Regions from separate parts of the Homo sapiens genome. Here region 1 is linked to region 2. The links are chromatin contacts, found by Hi-C or POLR2A ChIA-PET in ENCODE. All regions are on one chromosome and are shown on one strand. The core of a region is the stretch at or near the end of the contact, and the rest is flanking DNA. Distances in the headings are between cores, read along the strand shown. Region 1 has its middle 13 kb from the start of LINC03013. Region 2 overlaps SEPTIN7 (septin 7).

Region 1 (3,302 bases), core at 470-2,969, 140 kb before region 2:
ACACACACTTCCAATAGACTGGCGACCCCCACACCCCCACCAGGTTCCAATGAGAAACACTTTCTAAAGAACTCTCTCTTGTTAGAACAGCTTCCCTGAGCACAGGAACCAGGGAAGCAATCAGCATCAGCTCAGCTTGACTGTCCCCTACTGCCTGTGCATGTCCCTCCAGTAACTAAGCTGTTTTTACTCAACTTTTGGGTGTTAGCTGGTGAGTCATGGCCTCAAGGGAGCCTACACTGACTAGACTAGGCCTGGTGTTGCCCTCTTTACTTCTTCATAATGAGTAAAGGTTGACACAAATTGTGTATTTAATTATTGCAGATAACACAGAGAGGGATCATGCCCATATTGATAGCCCTTCAAGGCCTAGCATAGTGCCTGGAACATGGTAAATAGTAACATTTATGAATGTCAGCATCTCTGCAGAGCTTTCCCTACATGGATTACAGCTTAGGCTAAAGCACTTGATATATTGCCCACTCCTGCTGTTAATATTTTTAACTAGTTATTTTTCATATTATATAAGCAACATGTGAATACAAGTTCATTGTAAAAAAAATCAAACTCATATAAAAGCTATAGTCTTTTATATGTAAATGATGCCACAATAAAGCTACTTTTTAAAAAGCCGCGATCCTCCTTCACAACTCCACACCAGCCCAGTCCCATTCCTTTCCCAGACACACACTCCACTCTTAACAGTTTCATGTGTAAACTTCTAGATCTTCTTCTGTGTGTTTTCATACATGTACATATCTTCATACATTATGTGCTTTCATACATGTATATTCAGATGAATACTCATATATTTGTGTTTTTGCACATATATACATTGTGCACATACATTCAGAGTGTTTTAGTCAGAGTGCAATCAGAAGGCAGAGCAGTGCTAGATATGACATTGCAAGCAGAGGGAATTTAACAGAGATGGTGGGGGAGTTCAGTGGCCACAGAACAGCAGGAAGCCACTATCAACCCTGGAGCTGGAGGGACAGAGGGAGGAAGCAGAGTTACCAGAGCCCAGGAGCTTGGGTCAACTGGAAGAATCTGGGACCATGGCAGCACTTCCAGCTAAATCTGGAGCAGTAGAGGAAGAGGCTATCTGACAGTAGGTGGAGACATGGACGAAACCTATCAGACACCATGTGAAGCAGGGAGAAAGGGAGACATAACCTGTCTTCTTCCCTCCTCTCATTCTCCAGTGTCTGTCACTGGCTCTCCTTAGCCAGTCTGGAAATGAGCCTGGAAAATGTAGTTCCCAAGGATACAAAGCCCAGATAGAGGATGGTCTGGAATGGATCTGAGAGCAAGCAGACAAAAGGCCAGCACATGAAGTTGAAAATAAAACACATAAATAGCATCATGGTATATGTAATGTTCTAAATTTATCACTTACCATTTTTACAGAGATAAAATCTGGTTAAAATGGCCATTGAGAGCAGGCTTGATCCACAGAATGAAAGGTACAGCAGGAGAGCACAGAGGCAGACAGCAAGGAAAGACATGCTACAGAAGGGCAGCCCAGGGGCTGGGGTGGGTGCAGGTCTTGTTCCTTGGGAACCAGGCCTGATCTGCTCTGCAGAGTGGGAGGAGGGCAGGAGTATGAGATGACCATTGCCCAGCAGTAGTATCAAAGACTCAGAGAGTTTACAGCCTGAAGGAAACTTAGGTCTCCCATTTCAACTCATGACTTCTACAGAATAAGGAACTGAAAAGCAGAAAGTGATGGGCCCGGCAACCCAAAGTATCTCAGCTAGTTTTTTTTTTTTTTGTCATTTTTGGTTTTTTGGGGCATGGTGGAGGAGGTGTTAGGGGACAGTTTAGCACCAATGCCTCCTCTTCCTGCTGTGAGTCACCGAGCAGCCTAGCAGAAAAGCTGTGAGGAGAAATGAGAAGCTCTAGAGGCAATCAAGCTCATCTGTCCTGCTGGGGGGCCAGTGTTAGACACCTGACATGTCTTAAAAGCGGAGTCACCAAAGGACATCTTTTTCTTAGAAACTCCCCTAGCCTCCAGAGTCTGGTTTTAAACTGTCTGTGGCATAATCTCAGAGCCTCCAGCAGGTCTCAGGGACTGTGCTAGATACAAAGATGAATGAGATAAGATAATGAACAAGAGACATATTTCCAGGAGCTCTGAGCCTCACAGGGAATCAGAAGTGAATAAAAGGGAGCATGATGCAATGTGATAAATATAATACCTATGGCACAGAAGAGGAGTTGATAATTGCTGGGGGAAGCAAGAGCAGGGAGCTGGGAAAAGAAAGCTTCACAAAGGTAACCGCAGGGAAAGTGTTGAAGGAGGAATAGGAGCTTTTCAGAACACTAACCCCAATGTTAATAACTGAATTAGACCAACCTTCCCCAAAGACCACTATTATTCCTCAAGGATTTACACAGAAACTGTTCTTATCCCATTTACCTCTTATTACATAATGGGAACCCCCCACCCACCCACACACACACACACATATTTGAAAGTATATGATAGATGAAATGAGTTCACTGCCCCATCAACCATGATCGGCAGGGCCAGATTAAGATCTTCAGAGACTCTGGGCACTGCAAAGTTGATGGTGCTTCCATACGTAATTTAATGTAGGAAACAATGCCATCATGCACATGCCTGTAAAGAAGTCCAGCAAAGTTCTGGTTTTTCCTACAATGACACATTTTAGATGTTTTTCAAAATATCAAATAGCCAACATCACCCATGTAATGGTACTGGGATTCTTTTGGTGCCCCTGCTCTGCCAGTGCCCATGCCTGCTTATGGGTGACCCTGCACTGATGAGGCAGCCCCTTCCCACGCCAGAAACCCCAGGTGGGGTTGGCCTCATAAGTTCATATTCCTATTCTTAACCAAATGGACTTAAAGTTGTTCTTTCACTTCCCCATATATCACATGCATTATGACTTTGTTCTTTATCCCTTTCTGTCAACAAACACTCAACCTGCAACCCACGAAGGCCGTCTGAAGGTCTAGTGGTCTGGTTAACCATAAAGAAAGACTGGTGTGAGAAATGCTATTTTCTTATACTAAGCTCAGCTGCTTGTAGCAAGAGGAAGACCATGTGACAGTGAGGTGTTTATGAGCACAGGCTTTAAAAACAGCCATGGTTTAGCCGGGCGCAGTGGTTCATGCATGTAATCCCAGCACTTTGGGAGGCTGAGGTGGGCAGATCATGAGGTCAGGAGCTCGAGTCCAGCCTGACCAACATGGTGAAATCCCATCTCTACTAAAAAAAATACAAAAATTAGCCAGGCATGGTGGCACACGCCTGTAATCCCAGTTACTCAGGA
Region 2 (3,652 bases), core at 142-2,641:
TCTGTTGCCCAGGCTGGAGTGCAGTGGTGTGATCTCAAGCTTACTGCAACCTCTGCTTCCTGGGCTCAAGCAATTCTCCTGCCTTAGCCTCCCGGGTAGCTGGGATTACAGGCGCGTACTACACCTGGCTAATTTTTGTATTTTTAGTAGAGATGGGGTTTCACCATGTTGGCCAGGCTGGTCTCGAACTCCCGACCTCAACTGATCCTTCCACCTCAGCCTCCGAAAGCGCTGGGATTACAGGTGTGAGCCACCGCACCCAGCTGGTCCCTGAAGTTTTGTAAATCAAACTCTGTAGATGAAGTGGGTGCAAAATTTTGAAAGTGAGAAAAGGTGAAAGCAGTATGTACTTCTCTGGGGTAACATACTTGATAGACTCCTTGAAAAATTTTCACAGAGCCCTATCAGGAGAGTCTCCTGTTGACAGCTGGTCCAGTTTTGATAGTTTTTGAGCCATTCACATAACATATTTGAATGCTTGTCTTAAACTAAGTTTTGGGGCTACAATGATGATAGACAAAAAGTTCTCAAAGATCTCACAATTGTGGGAAAAATATGGACAAACAATTATGACTTAGTGAGAAAGATGCTTTTGTAAGGTGCTGTAGAGGTGACCTTGGCAAGGTAAATTTTAATGAAGTGGTAGCAAGATGGCAGTGGGTTGAGAAGTGAGTGGTGAGTCAGTGAAGATGGGTGATGGCTATTAAGGAAGGGATGAAAAGGGATACCTAGGAGTGAGTATAGAGGACTCAGAGAGTGGTTTGATGATTTCCAAAAGAGACCTGAGAATGGTTATATCCTGTGGCAAGTCATTCTCTAAGAAATGAGAGATTGACGATAGAGGGGAAATAGTGTAAACGGTTGTCAAGATGAATCTAAAATGGAAATTAATCAGTTCCCTAGAACATATTGAGAAATTAGCTTTAGGAAAAAGATATATTTCACACACACTGTACCATGGAAGGTACAGTGCTGATTCAGACAGACTGGGAATGGTCTCATTTTTAAGTGGAGATATGAGGTACTTCACTGAGCATTGTGACAGACATGGGCTTGGGAAGAGCCTACTGGGAAATGGGAGAGGCATGAGACTAAGGAGCACATAAGAGGAATATTAGCAGGGAAATTCTTGTTGAGGTTGAAAGTCATGAATTTTATGGTATAGGAATAGAAAGATGGGTTAATCCAGAGTGGGATTTGAGTTGGAAAGGGAAAGAAATAAAGGTTTTGGGAAGGAGGTTGCTAATAGAAAATGAGAGGGGCAAGGGATTTGAGGTCTCAGTGTAAGGAGACAGGGATATGAGAGGTAGAGAGGTTCAGAATAGAAGGCCAAGTTAGAGTTTTGGGATCAACTTTCTTAGTAAAGTAGTTCTGGGTCTTGATGAGAAGGAGGTATTCTTTAAGCATAACTGTTTTACTATTGGTCACTTCCTCTTTCATTTTCTTGTGGAACACGATGAAACATGTAAGATGATATTTGTCTTTTGAGCCAGTAAATAAGCAAAATAGATAGTTTTTGTGTTTGAGCTAAGTGGAGTATCTCAGGCCATTCCAATGTCTTCAGAGTTTTGGCTGTAATGCTACCTCTTGAGCAAGTGAAGGTAGAGGTAGGCTCTTGACAGAAAATTTTAACCCTCTCTTCAAAATGTTATGTTCTTAATTAAATAACATTTTTTATTTACCTTAATAAGTGGCATGTAAACATTAAGTTAGGTTAGTTTATATGACACTGTATAATAAACATTGTTTGACTTTTTTTCCTCAGATGGTAAAACTGAAAACTCAGTATACTGGAACTCTTGTATACTGTATACACTCAGTATTAGAAAATGAGTACCTTGGATTTCTGGAATCTCAGATGCCAAAAGAGGTCTCAATAGATGAATTATACATAGATGATACATGGACGATAGCTTTAGTTTTATTTATTTTTCAGGGAAAAACAGTTGAAAATGCCCTTGATTCATTCTTTTGGTATTAAATGATGCAGCTAATCTTAGAGAACCCTGAGTGATGCCATAAAGATGTTGATGTGACCTGCTTAAGGAAAGTGCGTGGGAAAGTGGCCATTTGGAATAGATTTGTTAGAAAAGTTTGAAATTCTTGGACTTCAACTAATTTGTTTTCCATGGATCCCATGAGGATACTTGTAAAAGCAGATGATAGGATACAGTCGGATCCTGTGAATGGCACTAGTTTAGTTGTGTTTTCTGGATCTCTTCCATATGTCGCTGACTTCTTTGTATTTGACCGTGTATGGATACACAGAATTTTGTAGGCCAGAGAAGAAAAGAAGCTTTATAAACATTCCTTAAAGTGTGTAAAATACAAATCTTCATTTGTCTTAGCAAGTCAATAAGTAATTAAGTTGTTGAACTGATTTTTTTTAAAAAACAGGGAAATATCTTAAAATTTAAGCTGTTAAGTTAAAATGTGTAATTGGTATACAGCATATTACTGAAGGTAGAATGGGCTTCGTTTGGTAATAAAGGAACCAGAAATAGTTTGAAGTAAAATTGGGAGATGATTCATGTAGATTTACTATATTGTTGTATCACTTTCTAGTGTGTAGTACTATGTTATTTAAAAGAGTAAGTAGGTAAAGGAGTGGTATGATTACTTTGGATATTTCTGCTTCAGCCACAGTTACCATGAATAAATGATCTGTCTTTATAAAGGAGATGGAAGTGAATTCAAGATATTGAGATGTTAGATTTGACTGGGTTGTCCTTTGGCTAGAAGATCACCAGATAAAATGTAAACCTCCTAAACTAGATGAGATGATACCATTAAACATTTTTTTTGGCCCAGCACTTTGGGAGGCTGAAATGGGAAGATCGCTTGAACCCAGGAGTGAGGCTGCAGTAAGCTATAATCTGCCATGCACTCCAGCCTGAGCAACAGAGTGAGACCCTGACTAAAAAAAAAAAAAAAAAAAAATGTTTTTCCTTTGGTTCTCATGATCTCACACTGATGAATCTGATTGTTTTCTCTGAGTTATTTTGCCTCTCTCATGTTATTAGGGTAACCTGATAATAGACATGTTATCTTAGTTGTGTGGTATGTGACAGTGATCTCCTAAATGATGTGCATCAATCATTGATACTGAGGATGATCAGAAAATATTACAACTGTTATTGATGTTTACTTTTTTAATCTACAGATTAATGATAATGCATATTAATACTTAATATTCAGATTGCCAATAGTATATATTTGGTGGATAAATATCTTTTGGATCTGCAAAATTTTCACTTGATAGTTTATATCAGGATCAAAGCAGTTTAAAGAACATTAAAAGATAAGAATTTGGCATCTCATTTCTCTAAAAGATAAGTCATGTGTGTCCACATCTCAGGCAATTTTTTTCAGTTTTAATAAGTTTTATTCCTCATAATAAAATTTTTTTAACAGAAAACTCTTGATTGCTGTAGACCTCTGCTGTGTATTCGGTAGTCACTAGCCATATGTGGCTATTTAAGTTAATTCAAATTAAATAAAATTAAATATCAGCTCCTCATTTGCAGTAGTCAGATTTCAAGGACTAAGTAGCCACATGGACAAGTGGAAGGTGGTGTTCAGTTGCTGCTCATAATAGTTGATACCCTAGGATTTGGAGATGCAGTGTGGATACACAACAATTCCATCATCT

The links. Hi-C counts contacts between places; a loop is a spot of excess contacts on that map. ChIA-PET counts read pairs that join two places held with the same protein, here RNA polymerase II (POLR2A). Pooled maps may share reads with other maps.
Region 1: a loop to region 2 is called in a pooled map, with 1.9 times the contacts of the local background. The contact joins two enhancer-like sites. A Hi-C loop is called at or near these places in 2 of 50 pooled maps. POLR2A ChIA-PET finds 5 or more read pairs at or near these places in 2 of 52 experiments (GM12878 and T-cell).

The regions. Positions count from the first base shown.
Region 1 is chr7:35,727,637-35,730,938 of GRCh38, forward strand. No RefSeq gene overlaps it. Among named protein-coding and RNA genes, the nearest start is that of LINC03013, 13 kb to the left of the region's middle. RefSeq lists enhancers at 1,047-1,196, 1,647-1,746, 2,657-2,906. Within about 2 kb of position 1,720, at least 9 of the 41 ENCODE cell types and tissues checked have a DNase peak (open chromatin) inside an H3K27ac peak, as active enhancers do; they include GM12878, where a contact is called at or near this core.
Region 2 is chr7:35,867,905-35,871,556 of GRCh38, forward strand. All of the region lies in intron 4 of SEPTIN7 (septin 7), which reads left to right. Among named protein-coding and RNA genes, the nearest start is that of SEPTIN7, 69 kb to the left of the region's middle. Within about 2 kb of position 1,392, at least 2 of the 41 ENCODE cell types and tissues checked have a DNase peak (open chromatin) inside an H3K27ac peak, as active enhancers do; they include GM12878, where a contact is called at or near this core.